Regions from separate parts of the Homo sapiens genome. Here region 1 is linked to region 2. Evidence: read pairs that join two places in POLR2A ChIA-PET (ENCODE). Cell type or tissue: MCF 10A. All regions are shown on one strand. Each heading gives the region's core, and the rest is flanking DNA. Links, peaks and the distances in the headings are about the cores only. Region 1 overlaps CC2D2A (coiled-coil and C2 domain containing 2A). Region 2 holds the start of FGFBP1 (fibroblast growth factor binding protein 1).

Evidence for each region. Peaks named below come from ENCODE experiments on the same cell type or tissue, not always from the same donor. Only the 100,000 strongest peaks of a DNase experiment are listed, where the experiment ranks them.
Region 1: POLR2A ChIA-PET joins it to region 2 with 7 read pairs; 2 of 35 experiments call an interaction of 5 or more read pairs at or near these places.

What each region holds. Positions count from the first base shown.
Region 1 is chr4:15,510,555-15,526,913 of GRCh38, forward strand. It overlaps CC2D2A (coiled-coil and C2 domain containing 2A), which reads left to right. Exons shown (of 37, transcript NM_001378615.1): 8 at 693-869; 9 at 4,153-4,315; 10 at 5,314-5,450; 11 at 6,071-6,202. It overlaps LOC124900672 (a long non-coding RNA gene), which reads right to left and starts at 4,153. Exons shown (of 2, transcript XR_007058062.1): 1 at 3,902-4,153. In MCF 10A, for the core only: no CTCF peak of the experiment used is centred there; no DNase peak of the experiment used is centred there.
Region 2 is chr4:15,930,204-15,946,562 of GRCh38, forward strand. It overlaps FGFBP1 (fibroblast growth factor binding protein 1), which reads right to left and starts at 8,537. Exons shown (of 3, transcript NM_005130.5): 1 at 8,484-8,537; 2 at 8,048-8,268; 3 at 5,374-6,449. The coding sequence starts at 6,429. The coding sequence ends at 5,725. In MCF 10A, for the core only: no CTCF peak of the experiment used is centred there; DNase peaks (open chromatin) are centred at 6,508 and 8,218.

The DNA.
Region 1 (16,359 bases), core at 6,933-14,932, 420 kb before region 2:
CACTGCATTCCAGCCTGGGTGACAGAGTGAGACCTCATCTCTTAATTAAAAATAAATAAATGACTACATATATAACCTGACTCCTGTTGCCATGCAGTTTGCAAGAAAAAAGTATGAGAAGTGATTCCAACTTTCATACTAACTGGAGAGATCAGAATATTGCCTGACTTGAGGATGAGGGAGTGCATGGAAAGACAGGAAATGTTGGTGATAAGACAGTTTGTTCAGCTCTGAAGTTGCCCCGGCTTTCATTATAGGAAAAAAGGAGAGTACTAACTCCAAAAGAGAAACAACAAAAAAAGGTCATTTGTTTAAAAATTCTATATTTCTCATAATACAACAAAACTATCTCAGCATTGGCCAATAAAACAATAAATCCACTGTTTGTCATTTTAATAATCTTATCTAAAGTGTTTACTGCTATAAATATGTATTTACTTGTTGGAATGTAAATAATTGCTGGGGTTTTTTAAAGTCACTAATTAGAGTTACTATTAAAGGAGGCCTCCAACTGCCTGTGGCAGATATTAAAGTTTATTACCAGTAGTCTCACACCTTTAACTAAGACAATATGCTTCGGAGGCCTGGAATATGCCTGATCTCATTAGCATTAAGCCAGCTGTCAGTTAATTGTGCAGAGCGCATTACAGCTTATAAATGGGAAATTGCGATTGCTCCTTGCTTTTCGTTAGGTTCCACCTGGCTTCCCTTCTGCAGAAGAGGCCTATAACTTCTTTACTTTCAACTTTGATCCCGAACCAGAAGGATCAGAGGAAAAACCAAAAGCAAGACATAGAGCGGGAACTAATCAAGAGGAGGAGGAAGGGGAAGAAGAAGAACCACCTGCACAAGGAGGAGGAAAGGAAATGGTATTTAATATCAGGATGGTAATGAGGTGTGGGTGGAGGGCTAGGAGGAAAAAGCTGATGTCCCTGCAAGAAAGAAAGTGGCTGAGGAGAAACCTGCCACCACCAGGAGAATGACACTCCACGTCTGAGTTGAAATCCCAAGTACTGAATTCACATGGCTCCCTGTAGCTCTGGGTTAGACCCTACAATGTGGTAGGAAGAACCTTGATTAAACCTGTTTATTTTTCTTTTGTGGAAAAAAGAATTAAATAATGTGGCTTGAGGGTTTTTCTTGCTAGACTCCACGTAATGATTAGTATTTATTCCATGTGCAAAATATGTTCCTCTGCAAGGCAAATGAAATCTTGGTCTCTCTCTTACCACAACCTTACAAAGTAAGCAGCATTTTGTGCCCAAACACCACACCCAGGCTACAACTCAAATTCTGCAACTGTGGGTGGTATGTGTGAGATAAAAGGAGAATAAGCCATTTAAAAATGGGCAAAGGTATTGAATAGACATTTCTTCAAAGAAGACATACAAATAGACAATAAGCCCATAAAAAGATTCTTAACACCAATCATCATAAGGGAAATGCAAATCAAACCCACAATGAGATACCCCTGCACATCCATTAGAATGGCGCTTATCAAAAAATAAGTGTTATAGAGGATATGGAGAAATTGGACTTTGGTGCGTTGCTTGTAGCCATGTAAAACAGTGCAGCTGCTGTGAAAAACAGTATGGTGGTCCTTCAAAAGTTAACCACAGATTTACAATATGATCCAGCAATTCAATTCCACTCTGTGTATATATCCAAAAACACTGAAGACAAGAATTTGAACATATACTTGTGCACCGATGTTCATAGCAGCATTATTCACAAAAGCCAAAAGGTAGAAGCAACCCAAGTGTTCATCGGAAGATAAATGGATAAACATAAATATACAATGGAATATTATACAACCGCAGAAAGCATGGAAATTCTGACACATGCCACAACATAGATATACCTTGAAGACATTACACTAAGAAAAATAAGCCAGTCACAAAAGAATAAATATTGTGTGATTTCACTTATATGAGCTACATTGTATCATCAAAATCATAGAGACAGAAAGTAGAATGGTGGTTGTCAGAGGTTAGAGGAAGGAGGGAATGTTTAATGGGTATAGAATTTCAGTCTGGGAAGATGGATGGATGGTGGTAAGGGTAGAATCACAATATGAATTTACTTAATGCCACTGAACTGTTCACCTAAAAATGGTTAAAATGGGCCGGGTGCGGTGGCCTGTAATCCCAGCTTTGGGAGGCCGAGGAGGGCGGATCACCTAAGGTCAGGAGTTCACGACCAGGCTTGGCCAACGTGGTGAAACCCTGTCTCTACTAAAATTACAAAAATTAGCTGGGTGTGGTGGCAGGCACCTGTAATCCAGCTACTCAGGAGGCTGAGGCAGGAGTATTACTTGAACACGAGAGGCAGACGTTGCAGTGAGCCGAGATTGCGCTATTGCACTCCAGCCTAGATGACAAAGCAAGACTCTGTCTCAAAAAAAAAAAAAAGGTTAAAATGGTGGACTTCATGTTATATATATTTTACCACATTAAAAATAAGGAAAACACACTAGGATATTCTAGTATTCACATAATTGGCATACTTCTGTGCTTCACTTACAATCTCCTCCCTTGAAAAATGCCTCCCGGAAATGTACTTTTTTTACCTAGATCTACAGAAGCTTGGGAATATTTTAGCTTATTCTATAACAATCATTCTACAAATCAGCATTCAGGCCATTCAACATTGCTTGAGTGTCCTCCTGACATGACAGCTAACTTCCCAAAAGCAAGTGATCTAGGGGAGAACCCAAAAAAGAAGCCACAGTTCCTTTTATGACCTAGTCTCAGGAGCCACATACTGTCACTTCTGCCATATTCTACTCAGGAGAAGCAAGTCACGAGACGTAGTGCACTCTCAAATGGAGGAGAATTGGGCTTCACCTGTTGAAGATAGAAGTCTCCAATTGCGAATATCTTCTGAAATTATGGCACTTTCCTCCAAAGGCCACTTCTCCCTTCCTTTTGCCTATTCACTGCCCCAGAAGCTCTGTTCCTAAAACTGCTCTTTTAAATCACACACATTTGGAAGCCCTTCCCTATAGTCCATGCTCTGCTCTGCCCAGACACTTTTAAAGTATTTTCGTCTTCAAGGTTCATTTAGCCTTTTTGAACAAAGTTTTAGATCCTCTGTAGCCCCTTTCGCTAGCTCCCCTTTTCTGTCTTCTCTGCAGTTTTTCTCTGGGTGATTTTGCTCACCACGAAGCAGAGGTGGGGCAGGAGAAGGAAGATTACACACTGCCATCTGGTGATCTTTCTCTTTTCACTTGTTTGATGTTTTGGCATTCTCTGTCTTCAAGTTAAGTTAAAAGCATGGTTTCTACATAGATTCCCTTTTTCCTTCTTATTCTTTTGTGTACTTGGGGAGGAAATCTTAAGAGGCAGGTAGCTAGACTGCCATCATTGTCTTTAGCTACCTGAAAGTCTCCACAGGATTTTAAAAGATGTTGCTCATAAATGGACACCAGGTTTAAATTTTTAAAAGAAGGAGAAGGAGAAAGAAAAAGAAGAGGAAGGAAGAGAAGACGTTTAGAAAATATCCAAACAAAATCAATATATGTCAGCTAACATTTGTGATTATAGCCTCTTTGCTTTGAATTTTTAAGTGTATCATTTAATTTTATCCCCACAAAGTGCTTAGAGGTAAACTCCATTACTATAACTATCTTATAAGTGAGGAAACTGAGGATCAGAAGGTTAAATAAGCTGTTTCAAGTTCCTCAGGCAGTATATGGTGAAGCTGGGATTTAAACCCAGGCAGTCTGAACAGGGTGTGTGGACTGTGCACCTATACACTTGGTGCCTTTTCCCTTGGTTTAGTGCCAGGTGGAAGGTTAAACTGCTACATAAATTATGAGCCCAATTCTTTACATAAATGGCAAGAAGCAAGCAGTCTCATAGGAGGCCAGATTTGTTGGGATTTTGATTGTTTTGCTTACCACTTCTCTTCTGAAACAGCCATCTCTGATTTTGACATCTTCCAGGTGTGCAGAATACTGCAAAACAATTTTTTTAAAAACCCACTTGTTAAATATGAAAGGTTATATAGTTCTATGCTTTCACTTTTTTAAAAAAAGGAAAAGATAAAGTTGTAGGAAATGTTAAGTTTCATGAGTTTGGTATTGTGAATTATTTTTCTAACTAAGAATCTTAGCATGATTTTTTCTTGTTACTTTTTAACATTATGCAGGATGAGGAAGAACTGCTTAATGGTGATGATGCCGAGGACTTCCTATTGGGCTTAGATCACGTGGCTGACGATTTTGTAGCAGTCAGACCTGCAGATTATGAAAGCATCCATGATCGGCTGCAGATGGAAAGAGAAATGCTCTTCATACCCAGTAGGCAGACAGGTACTTGCTCTTTTTATTTTCTTGTTCAGCTTAGACATCGTCACTTACCTTGTCATGAAATATGGCTAGTGTATAAGGATGCCTCATCTCCAGAACTGATTCCAGTTTCTAATCTAACAATCAAGAAATATCTTCAAACAAACAAAAAAAACACAACATGGAAAAATATCCATTCAACAAACACTTATTGATAGACTAATGGAAGATATACCAGAGTACTGTGGGAACCCTTTATCAAATCAGTGATCCATTACAGGGGCTTAGAGTTTATGAGAACAGCCTTTCTTTCTTCTTAAGTTTATCCCCAACCTTCCCTAAGTCACCATCTCCTGTGTATTTTCTTACTACTCTATGGCGTGATCTTGTAGAGACCTTTGCTTCCTGTTGCTGCCTATCACTCCCACTATGATTCAAGCTCCAAGGCAGCAGGGGCCTGGCCTGGATTCCCAGAGTCTCATCTGTGCCTGGCACAAGGAGGCTCTCAGTAAAGATGTGTTCTAGGAATGAATAAAGCCGTGAATGAATAAATGAGGTAATGATCACGTTCAATCAAATAAACTTGTTCATTTACAAAGCACGTCCTCATACTTTACCTCATTTAATTCTCCCAGAAGCCCAGTTAAGTAGATTAGTATCTCTTTTGTACAGGAGGAGAGAGTTCAAAGAAGTGCCTGGCCCTAATTCACCCAGCTGAAGAGTAATAGAACTAAAACTTGTCTCTCATCCTATGATTTGAATACTACCTTCTTCTCAGTATGCCACACTGATGAGTTACATATTAAATTTTTAGGCGTTTTCTTTAAATACCTGATTCTACAACATACTGCTACAAGTGAGCACATTCATCTTTTCCTTGGTTCTGCTTTTAAAAATTAATTTGGAAAATTTGCATTTTCTAAGAACATAAATGAAATCTCTGGTGATTAATTCACCAAACTGCAGTTTGAGATATTTAGATTGGCCCTAATGTTTATTTTATTTATTTATAAACGATCTAGTCCCTACATATAAAAAGCTTCCTGAGAATGTACAGCCCAGGTTCCTGGAAGATGAAGGCCTTTACACCGGGGTAAGACCAGAGGTGGCACGCACCAATCAGAACATCATGGAGAACAGATTGCTGATGCAGGACCCCGTAAGTGTGCACCCTCTGCTCTCAGGTGTAGCCTGGGCACACTAGACATAGCTTTTATTTTCCTAACAGGGCAGTCATTGCATCCACTGTACTCATTTCCTCTTGAGGTTATCCACAGAAAGTGGTTCATTTTTTTTTTTTTAACTTTCTCTCTCAGTACATTTATTGATCCTCAAATAACATAACTTCTCAACTGCTCAAAACCCATCTTTGCTAGCTAGATCTGGGCTTTTCCTGCTAAACCAGATCCTGGCAACATTTTCCTACTTGACAGAATTTTTAAATTATCCATAGGTAGAATAGTTTCACTTTTGAGTTTTTATTCTGTGTTTTTTTTTCTTAAATGTTTAATTAATAGAAGATAAATTTTTCTTAAGCACTCATTTAAGCTCTTTAAAATACTTTTTAGGAAGCCAGGGTGTATATTTTAAATCAATTGTGAGAAGTGTTAGTGAAGACTTGATTTCTAATGGAAACAGAACTTTTACAGTTCTGTTGGGGGAGGAAGTACATGAAATATATATGTTGACACAGAATTTTCAAGAAATGTTGTTTGTGTTGTGAACCATTTTCTGTTCGATTAGAAGAAAATGTTGCCATTCCCTCTGCTTCATCTACAGGAAAGAAGATGGTTTGGAGATGACGGCAGGATCCTAGCTCTGCCAAACCCCATCAAGCCATTTCCTTCAAGGCCGCCAGTACTAACACAGGAGCAGAGCATTAAGGCAGAGCTTGAAACACTGTATAAAAAGGTAGACACTCCCCTCTCTCCACTTTTATTAAATGAAATTGAAAGTGCTTTGCTTTCTGAATAGCTTGGGGTGCTATATTTATAACATTCTACTTTAATTTTTTAAATAATTCACTATCTTACACATAAAGAACAAACATCAGGCATATTATGTAAGAGTAAGTCTAATTATACTCAATGCATCCCTTCTTTTTTTTTTTTTTTTTTTTTTTGAGACGGAGTCTCGCTGTCGCCCAGGTTGGAGTGCAGTGGCGCGATCTCGGCTCACTGCAGGCTCCGCCTCCCGGGTTCACGCCATTCTCCTGCCTCAGCCTTTTGAGTAGCTGGGACTACAGGTGCCCGCCACCTCGCCCGGCTAATTTTTTGTATTTTTAGTAGAGATGGGGTTTCACCGTGTTAGCCAGGATGGTCTCGATCTCCTGACCTCGTGATCCGCCCACCTCAGCCTCCCAAAGTGCTGGGATTACAGGTGTGAGCCACCGCGCCCAGCCCAATGCATCCCTTCTTAAACAAGGAGTGAGTTTCCTAGCTAGGAATGACTGAGTCTGCATCTTTTTTTACACATCCAGGTTAGCTACACTTATTTTTCTTCTTTTGCCCTCTCTTTTCTCTTGTTATCTCACATTTGCTGCAGGACCACTTCCCATTTGTTGTCTCTTTATTATATAACCGGAGAGTTTCTATCCTTGCAAATCCTTTATATTGTATTTTCCTAAGTCTGGTAACAAGCTGCCTAATTCCAGCCCTTGCTCTACCATTCACTGGGTGAACTTGGCCATTAGTCTCTCATGCCTCAATGTCTTCATCTGTAAGGCAGGCACGATAGCAGTGTCTGCCTCCCAGGCTTGCTGTGTAAATTGAATGAGGTAATCCACATAAGTGTCTAAAACAGACCTAGTAACTGCTGGCTATCATTACAGTTCCCTGCCCTCATATTTAATTGCATTGCTCTTGCTTTCCTGGGTGTATTAATCTGTTATCACGCTGCTGATAAAGGCATACCCAAGACTGGGCAATTTACAAAAAAAAGAGGTTTAATGGACTTACAGTTCTACATGGCTGGGAAGACCTCACAATCATGGCAAAAGGCAAGGAGGAGCAAGTCACGTCTTACATGGATGGCAGCAGGCAAAAAGAGAGCTTGTGCAGGGAAACTCCCGTTTATAAAACCATCAGATCTTGTGAAACTCATTCACTATCATGAGAACAGTGCAGGAAAGACCCACCCCCATAATTCAATCACCTCCCACCCGGTTCCTCCCATGAAACCTGGGAATTGTGGGAGTTACAATTCAAGATGAGATTTGGGTAGGAACACAGCCAAACCATATCATTTCACCCCTGGCCCCTCCCAAATCTGTCCTCACATTTCAAAACCAATCATTGCCTTCCCAACAACTCCCCCAAAGTTTTAACTCATTTCAGCATCAACTCAAAAGTCCATAGTCTAACATCCCATCTGAGACAAAGCAAGTCCCTTCTGCCTATGAGTCTGTAAAATCAAAAGCAAGTTAGTTACTTCCTAGATACAATGGAGGTATAGGTATTGGGTAAACATGTCTCGCATTCCGGTCATGCTGATGCAAGAGTTAGGTTCCCATGGTCTTGGGCAGCTTCGCCTCTGTGGCTTTGCAGGGTACAGCCTCCCTCCTGGCTGCTTTCATGAGCTGGTGTTGAGTGTCTGCAGCTTTTCCAGGTACACAGTGCAAGCTGTCAGTGGATCTACTATTCTGGGGTCTGGAGGACAGTGGCCCTCTTCTTATAGCTCCACTAGGCAGTGCCCCAGTAGGAACTCAGTGTGGGAGCTCCAACCGCACATTTCCCTTCTGCACTGCCCTAGCAGAGGTTCTCCATGAGAGCCCTCCCCCTGCAGCAAACTTCTGCCTGGGCATCCAGACATTTCCATACATCTAGGCAGAGGTTCTCAAACCTCAGTTCTTGACTTCTGTGTACTCTCAGGCTCAACACCATGTGGAAGCTGCCAGGACTTGGGCTTGCACCCTCTAAAGCCATGGCCCGAGTTGTACCTTGGCTTCTTTTAGTCATGGCTGGAGTAGCTGGGACACAGGGCATCAAGTCCCTAGACTGCACACAGCATGGGGACCCTAGGCCTGGCCTAAGAAAACATTTTTTTCCTCCTAGGCCTTCAGGCCTGTGATGGGAGGGGATGCTTTGAAGACCTCTGACATGCCCTGGAGACATTTTCCCCATTGTCTTGGTGATAAACATTCGGCTCCATGTTACTTATGCAAATTTCTACAGCCGGTTTGAATTTCTCCTCAGAAAATGGGATTTTCTTTTCTATTACATTGTAAGGCTGCAAATCTTCCAAACTTTTATACTCCCCTTATAAAACTGAATGCCTTTAACAGCACCCAAGTCACCTCTTGAATGCTTTGCTGCTTAGAAATTTCTTCTGCCAGATACCCTAAATCATCTCTCTCTCAAGTTCAAAGTTCCACAAATCTCTAGGGCAGAGGCAAAATGACACCAGTCTCTTTGCTAAAATATAACAAGTCACATTTGCTCCAGTTCCCAACAAGTTCCTCATCTCCATCTGAGACCACCTCAGCCTGGATTTCATTGTCCATATTATTATCAGCATTTTGGTCAAAGCCATTCAACAAGTCTCTAGGGAGTTCCAAACTTTCCCACATTTTCCTGTCTTCTTCTGAGCCCTCCAAACTGTTCCAGCCTCTGCCTGTTACCAGTTCCAAAGTTGCTTCCACATTTTTGGGTATCTTTTCAGTAGTACTGCACTTCTGGTACCAATTTATTGTATTAGTCCATTTTCATGCTGCTGATAAAGACATACCCAAGCCTGGGCAATTTACAAAAGAAAGAGGTTTAATGGACTTACAGTTCCACATGGCTGGGGAGGCCTCACAATCATGGTGGAAGACAAGGAGGAGCAAGTCACATCTAACATGGATGGCAGCAGGCAAAAAGAGAGCTTGTGCAGGGAAACTCCCATTTTTAAAACAATCAGATCTCATAAAATTCATTCACCATCATAAGAACGGCGCAGGAAAGACCCACCCCCATAATTCAATCACCTCCCACCCAGTTCCTCTCATGACATGAGGGAATTGTGGGAGTTACAATTCAAGATGAGTTTTGGGTGGGGACACAGCCAAACCATATCACTGGGACTGCCTCCTTCAGAAACCTGTGTAATTTTAAATTTGTAACATTCAGCACTGATCACATGAAACAGAATGGGGTGGGTATAACAATCATCATTTTTGTCTATAAAGAGGAATGATGAATAGAGAAAACACAGGCCCAGGCGGATTCTGAGTACAGTCCTGCTGTCCTACTAACTAATTAGCTTGCAACTTTGGGCAAGTTCCTTTACCTCTCTGGATATTTTTCCTTAATTGAAAAATAGGAATAATAATCATTTTCTCTTCCTCATAGGGTCATGATGAGTACTGAGGTGATATATGAGTATGACCTTTTTAAAAATTATAAATTTCTATAAAATATTATTACTGACAAGTATCAGTGGATGGCTACTTTGTACAGAAATGTGATCCTGGAGGCAGATTTACAAAACAAGGGTAAAGATAAGTTCCAGCCCATGAGGAATTTATCGTCTATTTGGTTATATGACAAAAATACATAATACAATTAGTGATCAAAACAATATCAACTTATGCATTTATTGAATAATCCATCAATCTGTATCATCATCCATCCATCCATTCCATTAAACACAGATATGATGAACACTGAATTGTGGGTTAAAGTTAGAAAACAGAAGAGTAATTAATATGGAGGGTAGGGCATGAGGGAGCCAATGGATCTCATCTGTCTCCTTTTGAAATTCTAAACTAATTTAGAAATACACTGGAATCAGAAAGGGATCCAGATATCCCTTGCACTAAGGGTAAAACCAGACGGCAGAATGCCACTTGAACCCAAGACCAGATGGTTTCCTATTCCATTTCTCACGAATTAGGTTCCCCATCTAGACATAAGCTAAGCGGCTCTGGTGTATTTACCAGGTGGAATGCCAAGCAGACCATGCAGGCCAGTGAACAACCTCTCCTTGGAGACAGCTAAGACAGGACAGCTAGGGGCCACTGCTTAGCTTTGCAGGTAACCTGGACTAAGGAACTTGGGCTCCAGCTGACTCTCCAGTCAGACATGTCCTTCCTTCTCTCTTGGGAAGCAGCCAGTAGGACTGGAAGGGTGGGTAGAGAAGGACAGATGGTTTCCTTTCAATACTTTTGAGAAGCAAAATCTTCCTATCATACAAGCAGAAATAGGAAAGTCAAGAAAGAAGAGTTCTACTGACAGGGGCTTGTCATAAAGCATCACAGAGCAAAGGAAGTTAGAGAAGGAAGAAGTCCAAAGGGGCTGACATCTTCCAAGGGCATTTATTGGAGGGCTATGTTTTGAACACAACAAAACATGAAGAATGTCTTAGACTGCACAAGAAAGAAGCAAAGGGGATTAAGTTAAATGGAGGAGATATTATATCTATCTGTTATTCCATAACAGGTCACCTACTAAGTTTATTGTTGAATTGTATACCTCAGTCTTTTTTAAAAATGTAATTATTGTAACCTTCCAATTATTCAAAACACAGTGCTTTTCTTTCACAATTAACATTTTTATCATTGTATTTATTTACTTTAACCTTTTCCTTCATTTATTCAGTCTGTCTCTTGCCAAAAATAGCTTTTCCATTATTCCATGAAATAGGCTTGCCTTTAAGAAAAAAAAAATTAAATGCCTACAGCCTCTATTTTCAGTCTTACTTCCAAACAGACTTTCCACCTAGGAGTTTCTGGCATGATGCAAGAGCAAGGCAATAGGTCGGCAGGCGAAGATTGTTTTGCTCATGTACTGTTAATCCATTTTCTTTCTCCTCTCTGGCTATGCTGAAAGTGACTTAGGGACCAGAACTGGATTACAGTCTTCTACTTAGCAGTGTGCCTGGCACATAGAAATACCTCAATAAAAGCGCAAATTGAATGTCATTAAAATGACTTTGCTGCGTGTATTAAAAGAAATTCCTTCTTTTCTATGCCTATCTCTGACTCAGCTGTCTATCCTGCAAAATACTAGCTTTCCTTAGGTTCTGGTTTAGTCCTGGCATCCACATAATGGAAAACCAAGTCAGAGTGCCAAATCAAAAGTTGGCAATTACAGCTAGGAGCAGGGGCTCACACCTGTAATCCCAAAGCTTTGTGAGGCTAATGTGGGAGGTTTGCTTGAGGCCATGAATTTGAGAACAGCCTGGACAACATAGTGAGACCCCCCTACCTCTACAAAAAATAAAAAGGTAACCAGACATGGTGGCACATGCCTGTGGTCCCAGCTACTCAGGAGGCTGAAGCAGGAGGATCACTTGAGCCCAGGAGCTCAAGGTTGTAGTGAGCTATTATCACACCACTGCACGCCAGCTTGGTTGACAGAGCGAGACCTTGTCTCTAAAAAATACATGCATACATGCATACATACATACATACAAGGAAAAATGTTAAGAAAACAAAAGTTGGCATTTCCTTGGGCCCTTAACAGAGCCTTGATGAATTTATGCCTCAGAGCGCTTGGATCTGATGCTAACTTCACCCGGCAGGATCGACCAACACTGATCACCCGTTTGAGTCAAGCCCAGTTGTTCTTTGGTTAGAAATACTATGCTATTGACTCAAATGATGGATCATGCGCCCTCCTATTAGAGAATTTAAGAGTTTTATTTAGAAGGGAGTTGGTATTCAGCCCTGCCTTTTTGAATGTTTTTTTTTTTTAATTACAGAGGGGGAAAAGGGTAGTTTTTAAAAGTGAAATATTCTGTTCCTAATATTGTCTCAATATTAGGATGTTCTTAAATTGAGATGAGACAATTAAAGACAGAAAAATGCAAAAAGGAATTAGCTGTCATGCAAAGAAAAACTGTTAAACTTCCAATAAGAAAGAATACAATTTAATACATCTTAAGAAGTAATTAGTGCAAAAGTAAAAAATTAAAATGCTAGATAGGACATTGCAGGTAAAACATAAACAATATAAAATGCAGTTTGCCTAATCATGATAGCAAAGTAGGGTTAAAGTTGTTGAAAAGCAGGCCCGGCGCAGTGGCTCACACCTATAATCCCAGCACTTTGGGAGGCCGAGGTGGGCAGATCACCTGAGATCAGGAGTTCAAGACCAGCCTGGCCAACATGGTGAAACCCGTCTCTACTAAAAATACAAAAATTAGGTGGGGGTGGTGAGTGGGTGTAATCTCAGCTACTCAGGAGCCTGAGGCAGGAGATTGCTTGAACCTAGGAGGCGAAGGTTGCAGTGAGCAGAGAACATGCCATTGCACTCTAACCTGGGTGACAAGAGCAAAACTCCATCTCAAAAAAAAAAAAAAAGTTGTTGAAAAGCAGTACAAACATCCCTCTTCCTTCTCTCTCTTTCCTTTGTCCTTCCTTCCTTCCTTCCTTCCTTTTTTATTACTTCCATCCTTAACTAAAAAATACTTAACTAAAAGTCTACTATATTCTTAGCTGTGCTAAATTCTGGGAATACAGAGGGAGCAATCTTAGCTTGGCCATAGAGAGACTTTGTGCCTTGGCTGGAAAGACAGAAATGGAAGCAGGTGTTAAAGGCCCTGCAATGTGCAGGAGCCTCCCTTTTTCAGAACTGCATACCCACTGGAGGACTGTGTCATGATTCCAAGCTCCCGCAGAGGTACCACTAGATAAAACTGTCACTTTCCCATCATTGTTCTCACCAGTTTTTCACCAAAGCATTGTTAATCTGCTGCGTTCTAAGCACTTCACTACACAAGACTCTCTTGGTTGCATATGACAGAAACCCATCACAAACTAGCTTAAGCAAAGAGGGAACTTAGTGGCTCAAAAAACTGGAAAGGATCTGGGAATAAATCATAAAATGAAGGAGAACCTTTAGGAAACAAGGTCTCAGGGGCTAGGACCAGGGATTTGATGCCGGCAGGCCTCTCTTCCACCCCTCTTTTCTCTGATTCTTCTTGAATACTGGTGGGCCTCATTCTCTGCAATTGCAGGCATGACAGAATTCTCTACACATAAGGGGATGTGTCCTTTGATAGCCTAAGCTTAACAACTCCAGAAGGAAAGAATCATATTTTTCCCCACAGTTCACATTATCAATACCAAAAAATAAACTCTAGTCAGTGGCAAGTGGATCATTATCCACTAACCTCATGTCCAGAAAACATGGCATGTTTCCAGAAGACGGGAAAGGAGAAATCTTCCCAGGGAAGACCAGAATAATAATTCTAGAATCTACTGCAGGCTCTGAGGTGGACCCAGACTTTGTTGCTATTATTTTTTCAGGGCAAATGTAGAAACTTGTATTTTAAACTTACCAATGATTATTAATTTTCTGTACATTTTTGTTTGTTTGTTTTGAGACACAGCCTCGCTCTGTTGCCCAGGCTGGAGTGCAGTGGTGTAATCTCGGCTCACTGCAACCTCCGCCTCCTGGGTTCAAGCAATTCTCTGCCTCAACCTCCCGAGTAGCTGGGATTATAGGCACCCGCCACCAAACCCGGCTAACTTTTGTATTTTTAGTAGAGACGGGATTTCACCATCTTGGCCAGGCTGGTCTTGAATTCCTGACCTCGTGATCCACCCGCCTTGGCCTCCCAAAGGGCTGGGATTACAGGCATGAGCCACTGCACTCGGCCTTCTGTAAAATTTTTAATTTTTTTTTTTTTTTTTTTTTGAGATGGAGTCTCACTCTGCTGCCCAGGCTGGAGTGCAGTAGCGCAATCTTGGCTCACTGCAAGCTCCGCCTCCCGGGTTCACGCCATTCTCCTGCCTCAGCCTCCCAAGTAGCTGGGACTACAGGTGCCCGCCACCACGCTCGGCTAATTTTTTTGTATTTTCAGTAGAGACGGGGTTTCACCGTGTTAGCCAGGATGGTCTCGATCTCCTGACCTCGTGATCTGCCCGCCTTGGCCTCCCAAAGTGCTGGGATTACAGGCGTGAGCCACCGCACCCGGCTTTAATTTTTTTTTCTCCTTTGGTATGCATCTCTGCACATGGTGAGAACATCAATAGATAATCCATATTCATCACCTCTTAGCATTTCAGTTTTCAGTTGAAGACTAAAAAATCAAATCAATTTTAAAGTTAAAATATACTCTAAATATTATCCCTCCTTGGGAGTAATTGTTGCTATTGTGTTTATGATAGTCATCAATAAATAAGAAAGGAAAACAGACGCAACAAAAAGAAAGACAAGGAACTAGGTGTCTTTCTCCCTAATAGGAAGAGAGTTGAGGTCTTTTGATCCAGTTAGCCCAATGACTACTAAGTGTCCTGAAACACTTTTACACTTGCTTGAGCTGAGTCTAAGGCAGAGACCACTAGCAGGTTTTGGAACTTAGGCTAATGCAGATTTGTGGAAGGAGATGCAAAGTACAGGTGACCTAAGTTGCATTACAAGTAAATAGAACCACTCTACCCACGTTATTTACTCATACCAAGAAGCGTACAAGATGGAACCTGAGAGCCACACCCTGAGTGATCTCATAACTCTGGAACCCCATAGGTAAGAGGCAAGGCAAAGCAAGAATGAGCAGCTGCAAAGCAATTAGAGAGGAATTTTCCATTATGTCTGTGGTTTGAAGTCTAGTTGTACATGTATTTGTGAGGTGGAAATTTTTAATTAATCCAGGTAATCTGGGTTATAAAACACAGAGTGGTCACATGGAGATTAAAAACTAATAATACTAATGCAGTTTATAATTGAATACTTATACCTGAATGAAAGAGAAAAAAAAAATGGCCCTCCATTGTTGCAGTCTGAAGTGTAGGGATATTAATGACCAGATCTGATCTCTGAAAGGCCACCCAGGGCTTTCATAAGATACAAAAGACCAGTGGAAGCTGATCCATGTCCCAGTGGTTTTTCCTTCTATAAATCCAAGTGAAGATTCTTGGAAGAAATTGTTGTTACTGTGTTCATAATAGTTCTCGATATATAAGAAAGGGAACAGATACAACAAAGAGAAAAGGAACTAGAGGTCTTTCTCTCTAATAGTATGGGAGTTGTGGTCTTTTGGGCAGTCTAGCCCAGTGGCTGCAAGGAGTCCTGGAAGCTTTTTATACTTGGTTGGGCTAAGCAAAAAGCAGAGACCACCAGCAATTATTGGAATGTGGGGTAATGCAGATTTGGGAAATACAGCATATTCCAGAAAGTACTGCAATATAGTCAATTCATCCTGATTTGAGCCTAAAATATTTGTAAGCACATTCCAGTTTTCAAGGGCATTTTTAAAATAAAACAATCTGTTCAAAACTTATAATCATAGGACTCTAATGCTGGAATCCCCTCTTCTGGGCTGGGCTTCCTACCTCCCTCTGCACATCCCAGACTTCATGCTTTTAGATCCTAGGGCTGTCTTCCCTTCTAAATTGATTGCTGCTTGAAGACAGGCTGTATCACACTGTAGACATCCATTAATCTTTGTTGAGTAAATGAGATGATGCGTGTGAAATGCCTGATATGATACCTAGTGATCTACGAAATGCTAATTTAATCTTTTTCCTTAGCCTCCTATTTCTACACATGAAAAATTAGAGGCCCAGAGATGTATAGTGACTTGCCCAAGGTCTCAGAGCAAGTTCAAGGTAGAGCCAGGCCTAGAATCCAAGTCTCCTAGCCCAGATCTAGCATGTTTACATAACACCATGCAAAAGAATTAAATGAAGAGTTTGCTGAACATGTTACCCATAATTTAGGGAGAATAAAAGCTTCTTTTCTGATTAGAATTTTTACACTTTTCCTTTAAGCTCATGATTTGTAAATAATTCACTTATGCCACATTATCATTATCATACATTATCATTTTCTAGATAAATAGCTCATCTCTGCAAAAAGGAAGGATCAAGTGATGTCTCAACCACCATATCCTTACTATAGTCAGTCTTTATAATGAGAAAAAATAAAGGCACAAAATCAAAGATGTCTCCTCTCCACCCTTGAGCTCCCACCCACAGTAGCTGTAGTAATCAAAGTAAATATCTTGAGGATTTTAAGGAAGAAAAGCAAAGAGATGTATCTGATACATTATATACCAAACGATCCAAGACATTCCTATTGGAGACTTCTGTTTCTGTTTTCTACACACTTGGCTCAGCTGCACAGCCCCCACTCTTATTT
Region 2 (16,359 bases), core at 4,576-12,575:
CCAAGGGTGGATTAAGTTGCTTACAGTATTCATGTCTTTACACTTCTCTCTTTCCCCCTCCACAGCAGGACACATATTGTTGAAGGAGCCTAAGTGAATTGTGAATGTGCTACAACTTCACCGTAGTCCAGTTGTTCTCCACTGTGGGTAACTTCATCTCCAGGAGGCATTTAGCAACTTCTGGACATATTTTTGGTTGTCATAACAGGGGGAAGGTTGCTACAGTCATCTAGGTACTAGGGCCAGGGATGCTACTCCACAGCCAAGTATGCACAGGGCTGTTCCCTACTCCAGGGAATTATCAGCCCAAACTCTCAACTTTGTCGAGGTTGAGAAACGCTTCGGTAACCTCTGAGGTTTATTGAGCAGCTGCCATGCACTGCGTGGGTGCTAAGAATAGAGTAGGAAGCGAAGCAGATCCATTCTCTGCTCACCCAGCGCCCACAGCAAGTGGCATCCTGATTCTTATCAGTGGCTCCCCTGAGCACCAAGATCTAAGAGCAGTGAAGGTAGGGGCTGCTGTACCCACAGGAGGGTCTCCAGGACAACCAGCCACCCAGGAGCCTGAGCAGGAGGAGCCTGTAGGAAGTGAGCTGGAAGTCAGGTTAAGAAAGTCGCAGAGGCTACTCATAGGCGCCAGCTTTGTCTCCATCTTCCTCCTTCGTCATGCAAAGTGCTTCTGTGAACTTCATGAGCATGGGGTTCTTAAGGCCCATTGGGTAGAGGCTTTAGGAACCCCATGATCATGCTGCACACAGCCAGGCTCCATCTCACAGGCAGGTCCTTGGCATGGCCTATCTTGAGTCTGGTGTAGCTTTTTTTCAAAAATTGCCTTCTTATCTCCTGTCTCAGCTAATTGGTTCCTTCATTCACTTACTTATAACAAAAATTTAATGAGAATACATATGTGTAAGGACCTAGATTTAGGTTTTAATTATGAATAGTTCTTATTGGATGCATATTCCAGACCCATTTTAGAAATGGAAAATGTGAGATGAAATAACTTGTTACAGGTCACTTTTCTTTTACTCTGGAGCCCGTAATCATTGCCCCTGCAGTGATTTCTCTCCTTCTCTTTCATATACTCAACCAATATTTATGGAGGATCCACTGTGTGCTGGGCATGCACTGAGCACCAGGGCTATGATGGTGGACAAGACAGATTTCATTTCTGCTGTTATTACCTACATTGTATTAGTCTGTTCTCTTGCTGCTAATAAAGATATACCTGAGGCTGGGTAATTTATAAAGGAAAGAAATCTAATGGAATCACAGTTCCACATAGCTAGGGAGGGCTCCCAATCATGGCAGAAGGCAAATGAGGAGCAAAGTTATCTCTTATTTGACTGCAGGCAAGAGAGAGCTTGCGGAGGGGAACTACCCTTTATGAAATCATGAGATGTCATCAGACTTACTATCATGAGAACAGCATGGGAAACACCTGCCCCTCATGATTCAATTACCTCCCACTGGGTCCCTCTCATGATGTGTGGGAATTATGGGAGCTACAATTCAAGATAAGATTTGGGTGGGGACACAGCCAAACCATATCACACATTTTCAACTACTTTATGGAAACTCCCCCTGGAGAGCTCACCTCAAGCGCTCCAGGTCCCAAGCCAGCCTTCTTCTAGAATCTTCTCCCCATCCCTCCCATTCTTCAGAGGGAGTCTCAAAAAGATTTTCTTGGATATTGCTGCATGAAATGGTGAGCATTGTACACAGCACATTATGCAAACCAACACATCAGAGGATGGCTGGTGTCATATCTGCTTGAAAGCTTTCAGCCCCAAACACTTTGGCATTCCTGCCATTTCTGCCAAAAACAACTTCGGAGAGAGGCTGGGGAAGGAGGCTAGGTGAGATCTGTTGGATTCCAGAGATTCAAGTCAGCACTGGTGTGACTGTGAGTTACCACACAGAGCTGGGGTGCCCGAAGGAAGAGACCCTCTTTCTGCCGAGATGTGGTTTTATAAGGAAAGAGAGACATTCCCACTTCTGAGTGGCTTTAGGGGGTACAGACATGCCAATCTTCAGCACATCTTACCTACCGAAAAATTTCCATCTTTTGCTGTCAAAACAAGTCATATCTTAAAGACCACACACACAGAGAAAGTTGGCTTCTCTACTTCATATCCAGAAAGTTCTCAGGGAGAAAATATGTAGCACTAAGGTGAATAGAAGTCAATGTAGCCGGGCACGGTGGCTCATGCCTGTAATCCCAGCACTCTGGGAGGCCAATACGGGTGGATCACCTGAGGTCAAGAGTTAAAGACCAGCCTGGCCAACATGTTGAAACCCTGTCTCTACTAAAAATACAAAAATTAGCTGCGCGTGGTGGCAGGTGCCTGTAATCCCAGCTATTCGGGAGGCTGAGAGAGGAGAATCGATTGAACCTGGGAGGCAGAGGTTGCAGTGAGCTGAGATCATGCCACTGCACTCCAGCCTGGGTGACGAGAGCGAAACTCCGTCTCAAAAAAAAAAGAGGAAAAGAAAAAGAAAAAAGGTAAAAAAAGAAAGTCAATGTAAATCTGTGGAGCCTCTATTTACATATTTCTTTTTACTGTGTTCTTAAAACATCCCCTCAGCATATGACTATGATCGGAGGCTGAGTGCAATGGAAGTGTTCACTTCTAGAACTTTCTCTCTGTAAGGACAGGAAGAAGATATATATGTGGAATGGACTGATGGATATTGTTCATTGTCAAGTTTGGCCTACATCCAGAGACCATAAATGTCACTCTTCTATCACTGAGTGAAGAAAATCATGCACTTCAGAGGCAGAAAGGGCTTGGGACCTCCAGGCCAGGGATTCCCATTATAGGCTCTGCCATTTAATAACTTCATAACCCTGGGAAGGTTCCTCGGCTTCTCTCAGCCTCACTTTCCTCATCTAGAAAATGAAGGTGAGACTCCTACCAGATGGAGTTGTGGGGGATTCACGAGACAATGGAGCAAAACCACTGGCACACAGTGGGTGATCCATAATGGTGGCTCCTGGCCACTTGTACTACAGACACAAATAAACAAAACCAAAAACCTTCCACAGTTAGAGAGTTTTCACTGGGAATTTTGACTTCCCTCTACAATTCAGTCTCCTGCTGTGGACTTTAAGTGGTCAGTGGTGTTGAACAACTATTATCTAACTATTGGCATAGTATTAAGAGATTCAGAGATATTGACCAATGTCAGTGTTTCAGGACCCTTAATAATGGGTGGGTTTCATGATTCCATTGTCAAGATGAGCTCATTTCTGCTCAGAAGATTAAATAATTGGCCCTGAGACTGGTTATCTATCAGCAGAAGCAAACTTTGTGCTGAGATCCAGGTCACTCTTCCATGGTAGAGGCAAAACTCCTTCCAGTTCTGCCAGTGACCAGAGGCCAGGAGTGAACTCAAACCAGCAACTGCGGGCCTGGAGGAGTTTAAGGAGGTTTTGGGTCTGTTCTCCAATGTTCTTGCCAACCCATAACAAACCTGATGACTGTTGAGTGACTCCTGGAGGAGATTATTATTCTTTTTCTATCTCAGGGCTATGTTACATATGTGGAGGAGGGGGCCACAGGGCTGAGAACCTGTGTAGACCTTAAGGGAAAATATCCTTTCTTTGCTGTGGCTTGAAGGAGCTTGGGGAGGGTCTGGAATGTTGCTTCAGTGCTCTTGGAGTTGGTGGTAAGGTTCACAGGTCAGGCCCCAGGCCCCATCCTACAATGACCCCACCCTCTTGGACATTTCTCTAACATGCCAAGCATGATCCCTGTCATGGGAATGGAAGTGCCATGAAGACAGGGATTTCTTTTTTCTCTTTCCTTCATTGCTATTTCTCACCTATGGTAGAGTTCCTGGCAAAAAGAAGGGACAAATAGGATTGAATAAATAGATTAACCATGATTTCAGGGCATATGTTCTGACTGGTCCCTCTGTTTGGAACATGCTTACCCAGGAGAGTTCCCTGGCTAAAAAGAGATTCCTCTTTTTAGGTCTAAGCTCAAAAGTAACCACCACAGAGAGGCTTTTCCTCTCCACCCCATCTAAAGCTCATTACCCTCGATCACTTTATCCCCTTCCCTTGCTTTAATAGTCTTCTCTATCGTGTATCATGTATCATGAGCTCATCATCACTTTTCCCACTGTTCCATGAGGGCAGAACACTCGTCTCTTGTACATCCATTGCTGTATCTCTGGCACCTGGAACACAACCTGGAGTGAGTCAGTGCTCTGTAAGTTATGTGTTGAGTGAGTGAGTGAATGAATAAATCCACTATCCATGGGAAAACTTGGAACAGTGCTTGCTCATAGCAGGTAAGAGATAAGTGCTCTTTTTATTGATGATCATGATGACATCCAAATGTCACTCTGAGGCTGTGGCACTGTGGATTGGCCTCTGACGTCCTCAGTGTGCATCCCAGTAGGTTGGTGAATGTAAAAGGCTTTCCTTCCCCCCCACCTGCCATTCCTCCCTGCCACCATCAGACATGCTAAAGAACAGTGCTTTCGTCAGCTTCTGCTCCTCCTTTCCCTGGTTGTGGAATTGTGACAAGGCATTGGAGACAGTTCATCCTCTCTCCCCCACTCTTAAAATACAACTTTCAGATCCTTCATACTAACATATAAATGAATAATGGCAGTCTCATCGCTGCATCCCATCCGATCCCAGACACCTGACCTCTCCCAGAATCTGAAACTTCCCATCTATTCACTTTCATTCATGTTATCAAATGCCTAAAGTGCCTCCACTTTGCCCCATTTTATTCCCACAGATACTCTTTCCAAAATCCAGCTCCACTATTCCCTCCCCTGTTACACTCAAGCCCAGATCTTACAGCAGTTTCTGCCTTCTCTCTCTGGTTTTCCTTGTAGCCCTCTCCCCCTTCCTTTATAGCCCTTATCTTGGGCCACTGTACTTAACTAGGCCTTTCTTCTCCAAGAATGAAGAATGAAGGAATGAAACTCATTTCTTCTCCAGAATTGAGCTTTGCAAGGCCGGGGTCTTTCGGGTGGGGGAGGGAATGGGCAGCTCTGACATGAATCAGTAGCGGAGGTTCCTCAACCCTGTAGACTCAGCTGTCAGAGCTCCTGGGTTCCAATCCTACCGGCCCTCTTACCATCTATGAGTCCCTGACAAATGATTTAATCACATTATATACCAGGTGTCCCACCTGAAAACAGGGATCCTAGTTATTATACTTCAATAAACACCAAACACCACTGACCAATGGATACAATTATAAAGAAGGATTCCAGAAAGAGATAACTTGCGAAGGGTGGGGAACTGGAAGTTCCTGTTTAGATTGTTTTTCCATTGATATATGGGGACTACTTAATGAGTTTATTTGGGACCAGACACAGAGAAAACCAAGCAATGTTTGAATGTATTTCTGAAAAACACCCAGAGTTTTATTACCATTAATTCAGCAGAAAGTTCGTTGCACTGAAATTATCACTCTGGCTCATTCAGCTCAAAGACTCTTCGCTGCTCAAACACATAGCTGTGTGGGCCATGGAAATACATGCTGCAGGAAACAGCCTCTGAACATCGCATCCAAGAAAAATAAGGCAAATTCCAAAACACAAAAGCAAAAAATACAAAACTTGTTTAAATATTTCGTTGCACTCACTAAGCACAAAAGTTCATATTTTGGGGGGACTGTAGAGAGCTTTAAAGTATACAGAGGGACTTACGACATGACATCTCTTAAGGGAACCCGTTCTCTTTTGACCTCATTAGCATGACGTGTCCTGCACTATGCTGAGGAAGAATGTGCAGAGAGAGCTCCAAGTCTCTCCACAGAACTCCAGGGCAGTCTTCCTCTGGTTTGCCATATCTGGGTCCTCCACACACTCGGGAGCTTTGGTGGCCATGGTCTGGGTCACTGCTAGGCTAGAGGGGGTGGTCTCTTTGCCTTTGATGTGCTCCCTGGGGGACATCTCTGTTTTCTCCTTCCTGGGCTTTGTGTTCCCAAATAGAGTGGAGCTGACTAGCTTAAGACTGGATTCTGGAAAATCCTTTCTGCACACTCTGGTTTTCACAGCTGTCTTGGAATATCTACAGATGTCTTTCTGTGAGCGCAGATTCCGGGCAACTTGTTTCCAATAGACTCTCTCATCCTTGAGCTTTAGGCATGAGGTTGGATTGCCAGCAAAGACACAGGAAAATTCATGGTCCAATTGAGTGCACTCAACCTTGAGAGAGATGCCCTCCTCCTGCTCAGTAGCAGCCCATCTGCAGTTGGCTTGGTCTTTGGTGACAAACTTGCCTTTGTTCCCGGGCCTGCTTTTCTGCTTAATCTGGGTGTTGCCCAGAGTGTCCTTTTGTTCTGAGACCACTTTGCTGTGAAGTCCATTCTTCACTTTTTTTTTCCCCTCCACCAGGAGCACCTGAGCAGCCAGTAGGAGGAAGGAGAGCAGGGTGAGGCTACAGATCTTCATGGCTGCAGCTGGGCGTTCACCTGTTTGACAAAAGGCAAGTGAGTCAGTGGCAGGCAGCAGTTCAGCTGTGCAGGACTACACGCTGGCCTCCCCCTACCCTGACAGGTGCCTACATGATTTCAGAGTAGACCAAGAACGCTTCTGGCTCCTGGAGTCACTAGACAAACAGCCTGTCTACTCACATTTCCACTTGACTTGAGTCTTGAGTGTCACAAAAGTACCACTCTTTGGAGCCTCACGAACTCTCATTTATCATTTATTCACTCATTAACTCCTGCATCTGCTCACTCCTCACTCTTTCATTCACTCATTCAACAAGCATTTACTGAGCACCTACTATATGCCCCCCACCAGACTAGGTGTTGAAGAAATCACCATGATTGAGAAAGCCTCAGATTTGAAAGAGCTTAGAGACCACTCTTTGGGAGAATTTAAATAGCATTGATCAGGGAATCTATCCCGTCATCTCTGTTTCTGATATGAAACAAGTTACTGCTCCAAACTTTCAGCTCCAAAGGGCTGGATTTCTATCTCATGACTCCATATGGACACAGATGCCCAAAATGAGAAAAGACATGACAGATGCCCAAAATGAGAAAGGATGTGGTAAGCATCATGAAAGGTGATGTTGACCCAGAGTTGAACATGCCTGGGGTTTGGGTGGGGTGGGTGGGGTTGTGGGGGTGGGGGAGCTTTTTGTGGGGAAGTAAGAGTTTAAGGAAAGGTGTGAGGTGGGGTGGTTGTCTGATTTGCCTGGGCAAAGTGAATCAGGGTGGAGAGAGGTGAATTTCAACCAGATAGTTCACACTACAAGATCGAAGACAAGGATCATGAGAAATCATTGAATCAATAGGATGAACACCAACGTCACACTGAACTGCATGAATCTGATCATGTGTACAATAAAAACCCATGCTTAACAGAAGAAGAGAAGTCAGTTTCTATATGACACCTCCTGTGTGCTAAGTACTGGTCTAGGGTTTGATTCCCACCTTGTGAAATCCACACAAGAGCTCTTCCAGGTAGCTATTAATATGTCATCCCAGGTGACAGCTCTGACTCTTAAGGCTCAGACAGGTAAGTAAATTGCTCAGGATCTCATAGTGGGCAAGTTCAAAGCTGGTATGGGTAGCCAGATCAATCTCCTTATTCCTTTCTGTCACCCCTGGTTGATCACTTTTTGCTTTTCACATTTACTCTGCCCTTTAAAAACATTGCCAAAGAATAAGAAAAACAACTATGAACAATGACAATTTAGTTTCATATAACACATAATGATAAGATGATTTGTATTATTTGTGCTCCATTTAAAACAAAACACAGAATTTTTTATAAAAAGAGGCAGACCCAGGAAATGGTCCTGATCTGATTTCTACCCTAGAAGTTGGCCATCTTCTAGGGTTAAGAAGGAGAAAGACAATCACAAAAGGGCAGAGAACAGCAATAAATGGTGAAGAGGAGACTGGATATGCCAGAAAAACACCCAGTCATTTCTCACGGCCCTGGGGCTCAGCCCCCACCTGCCCATGATGGAATGCAGGCCCAAGGAACTCCAGGCCCTTGGTGGAGTGAGAAGTGGCAGCAGGTAATAAAGCTGTTAAAGGAGCGAGGCTCTTACCTTGTTCTGAGCACACGGATCCAGTGCAATCCCAGGCAGTGCGAGTGAATTGCAGGCTGCAGCTGTGTCAGGTAGAGTGCAAGGGGGGTAGACTATTCAACAGGAGCCAGGCTGACTGGGTTTTTATAACACTCACTGGGTTTTTACAACACTGTGGCACGTTACTCACAGCTCCTCCCAGCCACGCCCCTCCGAGGGAGCCGGTTCCTGCAGGGAAAGTGCTGGATGTAATCCAGTGAAAAGGGGGGTTACCTGCATGCCATCAAACGCTTCCTCTAGGCCCTTCCCTGTCCACCCTGTGGCCAGGATAGGAGGACAACTCAGCCTCACAGTGACCCTCCTTGATGGGGAGAGGACCCCAGCAGTGATGTCTATGGAGGAGTAAAATAACTATAATGACATGATCCGAGCTGCCAAACTACTGAGCCCATTTTACCTGAGTTCTCCTTTTCCCTCATCACATCCGCTCTAGTAGGGAGTGCAATGATTCCTCCCCTTTTACAAAAGCAGGAATTGGTTCTGGAGATATGTAAGAGCTTGTCCAAGTTCACAGAGGCAGGAAAAGGAACATCTCAAAATTAAAAGTGAGATTCTCTACATCCATGGTCTGATCTCTTCCTGCCTGCCACTCTCAATAAATCTTTGTTGAATGGGTGACTGAAGTTGCCGAAGTTTTCGTAGTGTCTGAGTTCCTTTTTCCATCTGAAGTTACTACATAAGCAGAGGATACCCTAATTCTAGAGGCAGGGAAATTTACATTAAAAATTCCCTCTTTTTTATCAGGGAATTCTACCAGGCTCTGAGAGGCTGGTAAAGAGGGAATTTTTAATATAAGATTACTGTTGTAAATACTTACCTTCAGGTCTCATTCAGAGAGCTCAGGCTGCCCTGCCTGCTACAGGCACAGTCCCACACCAGAATGACCCAGGTGGAATCCTGGCCACAGCATGTGTTTAGCTGAGTGCTATGCCCAAACCACTTAGCCTCTCCCATCATCCATTTGCAGTGTGCTGACAATAACAACGTCTCCTTTATAGCTGCATACTAAATTTTTACTGGGCTAAGCTGTTAACATAAAGTGGAGCAGAATCGTTTTGCCTCATGACAGGGTCTTAAGTTGTATACTTTGAAAACAGACATTTGTTATTTACATATGCAGCATTTAAAAAGAAACTCACTTCTACAGGGAAGATGTGGCCCTCATTATATATTATCACCTCACCTTTCATAGATTTTCAGAAGAAGAAATTGTTCACTTTTCCTTAATTCAGCCATAAGAAAACTATTGTTTAGTGTGATATTAAATGGCAACTGACTTTTGGGTTTGAGATAAGGCAATAGGGAGTGATGGGGACTGTGGCAAACTAGAGAGTCTCTGCCTCCATAGAGGTCAACACTCATCTCCAATTGACTGAGAAAATGCAGGGATTAGGCTCAGTATTGTCACACTGTCTGATTTTTAAAATGACATCCCCAAATCCAGATGTGTTTATATGAAATTGGTTGGCAGCTAATTAAAATTTTCTAAAAATAAAGCTGTAGCTCAACACTATGCAGGCCAAAACTTGTAACTGTGTTTGGATTTTATGAACGATCCACCTGTTTGAGAATTCCGTGGTCATAGCTATAGATGTTGACCAATTTACTCAGAGGCTCAGTCTCTGCATGAATCTGTTGGAAGAAGCCATTTCTGAAGCTGTGTGCCTCTCTCCTAAAATTGCCTCACCCAGGGGTCCGTCCTCACTATCCTCACAAACACCCCGCTGAGGCCCTGACCTCCACGAACAGGCTCTCTCATGCGGTATTTTGGAGGATTATTTGGACATAGGCAAGGCAAAGCTGCTTTGCTCAACAAGGGGAGTCTCCTACAAAATGGAAAATTCTACTTGATCCTTGGGAGGCAGGCAGATTCTTTCTGGAGGCAGATTGCAGTTGGAACACAAAACATATTTACAAGGAAACATGTGGACTCCGGGGTCTTTCTGGGAAGTGCTTCTCTGAGCTTTGCCAGGTAACACTGCACATTCCCCACTGGCTCCTTGTGGCCCTTCCCCTTCCTGTGACTCCCATCCCAGCGTCTGCTTTGCTCTTTCCCTTCTAGACTCAGCAGCACAGCATCAGAGCAGGCTGTGGGGCAGTCACCTCCTTGGCTCATCCTGCCCTTCCAACCTCATTTCCAGGTACTCACACGCAGACACATAAATACACATACACACTGACACACATACAAAGACACACACAAACACACACTGACACACTCAAACACACACAAACACACTCAAAGACACCACACTCATAGACACACAGAGACACACACATACTGACACCTAGACACATTCACACACATACTCATAGGCACACACACACAGAATCACACACAGTGACACTGACACACACACAGAGACAGACACACACACACATGCACACACACACTGCAATCTGGCCACACTGAAACCCTGTCCCACCATTTGCAGATACTCCATGCATGCGCCCACTTCCTGCCTTTGCCTCTGCTGTTCCCTGCACTTGGGATCCCCTTCCCTTCCTTCTCTGCCTGGCACACACCGCCTCATCCTTCAAGGCCAGGCTCCAATGCGAGCCCCTCTCTGTTGGTGTCATTGGCTCCTGACGCCCTGCATGCCACCCACATCTTTAAGAATGTCCACGGGGAGAAATGGCACACTTCCTCCAATGAGCTTACAGCGTGCCAGGCACTGTGCTAAGGCTGTTTCCCAAGCTTTCTTCGTATCTCCATGAACTAAGGAAACGATGTCCTTTTCCAGTGGCTCTGGGGAGACTGCAGAGGACATGGAGCCCCAGCCACGCAGTGCATAGCAGGTTCCAGTAACTTCAGGCCCCTCCACCTCCCCATGCTCCCAGCACTGAGGGGCTCTGTAATTCTTGGGGATGAGTACATAAAGGCCCATTGCACAAGAACCCCAGGAGGAAAGTCGGCCCAGGTCCTCATGGGACAGATGTGGAGGCAAGGCTTAGGGGGACTAAGCACAGTGTCTGACACACAATTAGAGAAGAATTATCTGGAGGCCGCTGCTATCATTCTAAACACAAATGAGGCAGTGTACGCATACACTGATAAATTGTGGAATTCTCCTCTCTTTGCCCCTTCATACCTTCCCTTTAAATTTTTTTTTAAAGTTTTAGAATAATTTTAGGTTTACAGAGAATTGCAAAGATAGTTATCATTCCAATTCTCACCTGGGTTCCCTATTTACCTGTTACATTACTATGGTACGTTTGTCACAACTGACAAACATTGATACATTATTGTCAATTGAAGTCCATACTTTATTCAGACTTGCTTAGGATTTACCTGTTGTTCTAGTTTTTATTATTATTATTATTATTATTGACAGACTTTATTTTTTAGAGTAGTTTTATGCTCATAGCACAATTGAGTGGAAAGTATCAAAAGTCCCATATACCCCTCCCCACACGCAGGCACAGTCTCCCCTACCTTCAACATCATGAACCAGGGTAGTACATTTGCTGTAAGTAATAAACCTACATTAACATGTCATTATCACCCAATGTCCATCATTTCCATTAGGTTCACTCTAAGTGCTGTACATTCTTTGGGTTTTGAGAAATGTATAATGACATGCATAATATCAATTAACTAAGAAAGGTATAATGACGGTACCCACCACTATGGTATCATACAGAATAGTTTAGCTGCCCTAAAAATTCTCTGTGTTCTGCCTACTTACCACTCCATCCCCTACAACCCCAGGCAATGCTCATCCTTTTGCTGTCTCCTCAGTTTTATCTTTTTAAGAATTTCAAATAGTTGGAATCACACAATATGTAACCTTTTATATTGACTTTTTTACCTAGTAATATGCACTTAAGGTTTCTCTATGTTTTTCATAACTTGATAGCACATTTCTCTTAAGTGCTGATAAAATTCCAAAGATTGGATATATCCAAGTCCCTTTATTCATTCACCTACTACTAAAATTCCATTGATTGGATGTACCCGAGTTCATTTGTTCATTCATCTAGGACATTTTGGATGCCTCTAAATTTTGACAGTGATGAATAGAGCTGCTATAAACATGCATGTGCAGGTTTGGTGTAGAATTAAATTTTCAGCTCCTAATGTTCTTTTTCTGTCCAGGATCCCAACATGACACCAGGTTGCATTTAGTGATCGTGACTTTTTGGGTTCTTCTTGGCTATGGCTGTTTCTCAGATGTTGCTTGTTTTTGATGACTATGGCAGTTTGCAGAAGAATTGGTTAGGTGTTTTGAGAATGTCCTTAATTTGGAAATTGTCTGGCATGTTCTGGTTAGATTGGGATCATGTTATTCTTCTCATGATCACACAAAACTTAAATGATGAATACTTTCTTTGGGATTGTGAAAGGAAGTCTGAACACAATTGGTAAAAACACACTGGCTAAGGCTGGTAATTGAATGCATGTCTGGTCACCAGCTGGGGATTTGAAGTTCAAAAGCTGATTTTACTCTCATGCCTGTTACTACCACATAGCTTCTTGACCTAGAGGCCTGGCCCTACTTATGCAGTCACCAGAGATTATTCATATAATGGGTGCAATTTGGTTCTGAGGTAAGTCTTAACTGTGCCAAACTTATTGCCAGGCCAAAGTTGTCAAAAATCAACCCTTCCTTCAAACGTTACTTTACAAACAGACATTGCAAATGCTGAGCTGCTGCACTAAAGCAATATTAATTTGTTGGGCAAATAATGTGCATTAAAATACATTTATTATCAGAAAATAAGGAAATTGGGCTAAGCAAACATCAGTAAAATCTAATTCATCTGGCAAAAAGCATTAATCTTAGACCTACTCAAGAATATTTGCATTCTGGGAGGCCAGGGCAGGCGGATCATGAGGTCAGGAGATCGAGACCATCCTGGCTAACATGGTGAAACCCTGTCTCTACTAAAAACACACACACACACACAAAAATTAGCTAGGCATGGTGGCGGGTGCCTGTAGTCCCAGCTGCTCAGGAGGCCGAGGCAGGAGAATGGCGTGAACCCAGGAGGCGGAGCTTGCAGTGAGCCGAGATGTGCCACTGCACTCCAGCCTGGGCGACAAAGTGAGACAAAAAAAAAAAGAATATTTGCATTCCAAATTTAAAGTGCTCATTCATCATGAGATTTCAGGATTCCTGTTCAGGACAATGAAAGTTTTATTTCTTTAGAAAATGAAGAGATAGCAGAGTGTGGATTCTATAGTATTGGGTATGATTGCAAGGTGAAAACCTATTAAGTTTATTTACTTTAGAAAGAATGTTGTTATTAACCACATAATATTAACACATTTCTTAACTTTTATTTTAGGTTCAGAGGGTACATGTGTAGATTTGTTACATGGGTAAATTGCATGTCGCTGAGGTTTGCTGTACAAATGATCTTATCACTCAGGTAGTGAGCATAGTACCCAGTAGGTAGTTTTTCTAACCTTGCCCCCCTCCATTTCTCCCCACTCTAGTAGTCTCCAGCCCTATTTTTGCCATCTTTATGTCCATGCTTACCTAATATTTAGCTCCTTCTCTTTTTTTTTTCTTTCCGAGACAAAGTCTTGCTCTGTCACCCAGGCTAGAGTGCAGTGGCACGATCTTGGCTCACTGCAACCTCCACCTTCTGGCTTCAAGCAGTTCTCCTGCCTCAGCCTTCCGAGCAGCTGGGATTACAGGCACCTGCCACCATGCCTGGCTAATTTTTTTATTTTTAGTAGACACGGGGTTTCACCATGGTGGCCAGGCTGCTCTCGAACTCCGGACCTCATGATCCGCCTGCCTCGGCCTCCCAAAGTGTTGGGATTATAGTCGTGAGCCACTGTGCTCGGTCTAGCTCCTTCTCTTATAAGTGAGAACATGCAGTATTTGGTTTTCTATTCCTGTATTAATTTGTTTAGGATAATAGCCTCCAGCTGCATCCATGTTACTGCAAAGGACACAATTCATTATTTTTCGTGGCTGCATAGATAGTATCCCATAATGTATATGTACCACATTTTCTTTTGTCAATTCACCTTTGATGGGCATCCAGGTTGATTCCATGTTTTTGCTGTTGTGAATATTACCACAATGAACATATGAGTGCATATTGTTTTTTTAAATTTTTATTTATTTACTTTTTTGTAGAATGATTTTCATTTGGGTATATACCCAGCAGTGGAATCATATCAACATGTTTTTAGAAACAATGTTTAATGGTTGGTTCTGATTCTCAACACATTTGAAACCTAACTCCAATTTTTGTGTTAGGTTAAATCATACGAAACTACTATTTGTAGTATGTCAAAAATGCTAGAATATCAGCCATTTGAATGAAACCACTTAATAATAATAGGTATTTTTTCTCAAGTAATAGGGCTATTTCAAAGCCTTTTACAGTGTTTTCTTTTTGTAAAAGTTTTTTTTTTTTAGCTCTTCTATAATCAATTGCCCCTACAAATCAAGTTTTTTGATCACTTCTTTGCTTTTTGGATCTTTGTTTTTAAGTAAATCATTCTTAAACAGTCAAACACCCTTTAAAGAGGTCTGTGTCTTTTGGACAACATTTTTCAAGGTACCCCCACATACATGCACTTAAGAAAGCACTCACATATACACACCCATTCCCACACACATGCTCACACATCACAAAACCCCACACAAGTACACATTTCTGTATGCCACCTCTACCTCCCTTCCTATCTTGGAGAAAAAGAAGGACCTAGAGAGTCTCCCTTTTGGATTTTCAGCCTCTAGCCCATGTGTGCTACAAAGAGCAACAGTTGCTCCCTTTGAAAGCTGAAAAAGGGAGAAGGTAAGCTGCCCTTTCTTGGTGTTAAGGCTGAGAGTCACGAGGCACATTGGCTTATGACCACATCCCTTTCTTCACATGAAGAGATGACAATATTTAGAAAAATCAAACCAGAAAAGCACCTCTGAAAAGACCTGTAAGGGCATTCAGCGCTGAAGGATACCAAATTTGATTCCAAATTTGGAATCAAATGGGTGAGTATCTTCAGAGGGTCCTAATGCTCAGGGGCCCAACAGTGAATGTCAACCCGTGATGGAGTGTTCAAGGAGGACCTCACCTCACAGAAAGATACCCTTCTGTGCTGAATGCCCTTACACAAAGAGCAAAAGGACTCACACATGTGGCATGCTGCTTAGGAGAAGACAAGAATGAGCAGGGGAATGAGACTCTGCAAGGCTGGACCCTAATGCGACCTCATTTCTACTACCACTCAGTCATTTTTTCATTCATCCTAAAAGCACGCATGAAGCACCTACTATGTCCAGGCCCTCAGTGTTAATGATTGCCTGGAAGTGCAGTCAAGAAAAATGGTCCTTACCCTTGAGGAGTTAGCAGACAATAGGGGAAACGTCAAGGATATCAGTCATGACCACACAGAGGTTAATGACTATGTTGGAGGGAAAGCTGTGGTGCTTTGAGTTGGGACATCTAGCCTACCAGAGGCAGACAAGAATTTCTCAAGAGCCTGCAATTATGCAAACACAGCTCAACAGTGGGGGAAAGGGGATGTTATCTCTTCAGTCATTATTCAGTAACCACTCTCAGCAAGGTGAAGTATCAGGCACTCAAGGGAAGATAAGATGAACATGGTTTGGCTCTTTTTCCTAGACCTGACCAGGTGAGTCTATGGCTCACACTTTGATGATTGCTGTAGTGGTGATACCTCATCACTCCGACATTTTGACATCAAATTAAGAGGTGATGTTGTCTGGGGTGGTGTTATTTTTGTGATAAACTTCTGAGTAAGGGCCATGTCCATTTGGAAGGCCATATCTTTCCCAACTAAGTACCCAGTGGAGTTGATGTGAGTCTTACCATTGGCCATGTTTGGTTAAAGCAATGGCTTATTAGGAGGGTGTGAGCCATTGGATCATAAATTAATGAAAGAACCCAGACTGACTTCTTAGTACATTTTCTGTTGCTATAACTGAATACTTGAGACCAAGTAATTATAAAGAAAAGGAGTTTATTCGACTCACTGTTCTGGATGGTGGGAAGTTTAAGATTGGGCAGCTGCATCTGGGAAGGGCTTCATGCTGCAACATAGCATGGTGGATAGCATCAAGTGGTGAGAATGCCTGTGAGAGCAGTGAACAGGCATGTGCAAAGGAAACCAAACACAAATGGGACCTAGCCTTATAACAACCCACTCTTGTGTTAACTAATCTACTCTCATGAGAGTGAGAAGTCATTCCCACAAGACAACATTAATCTTTTAATGAAGACAGATCCCTCCTGACCCAAATGCCTGTAATGCCTCTCAACATCATTACATTGGGGACCATGCCTCT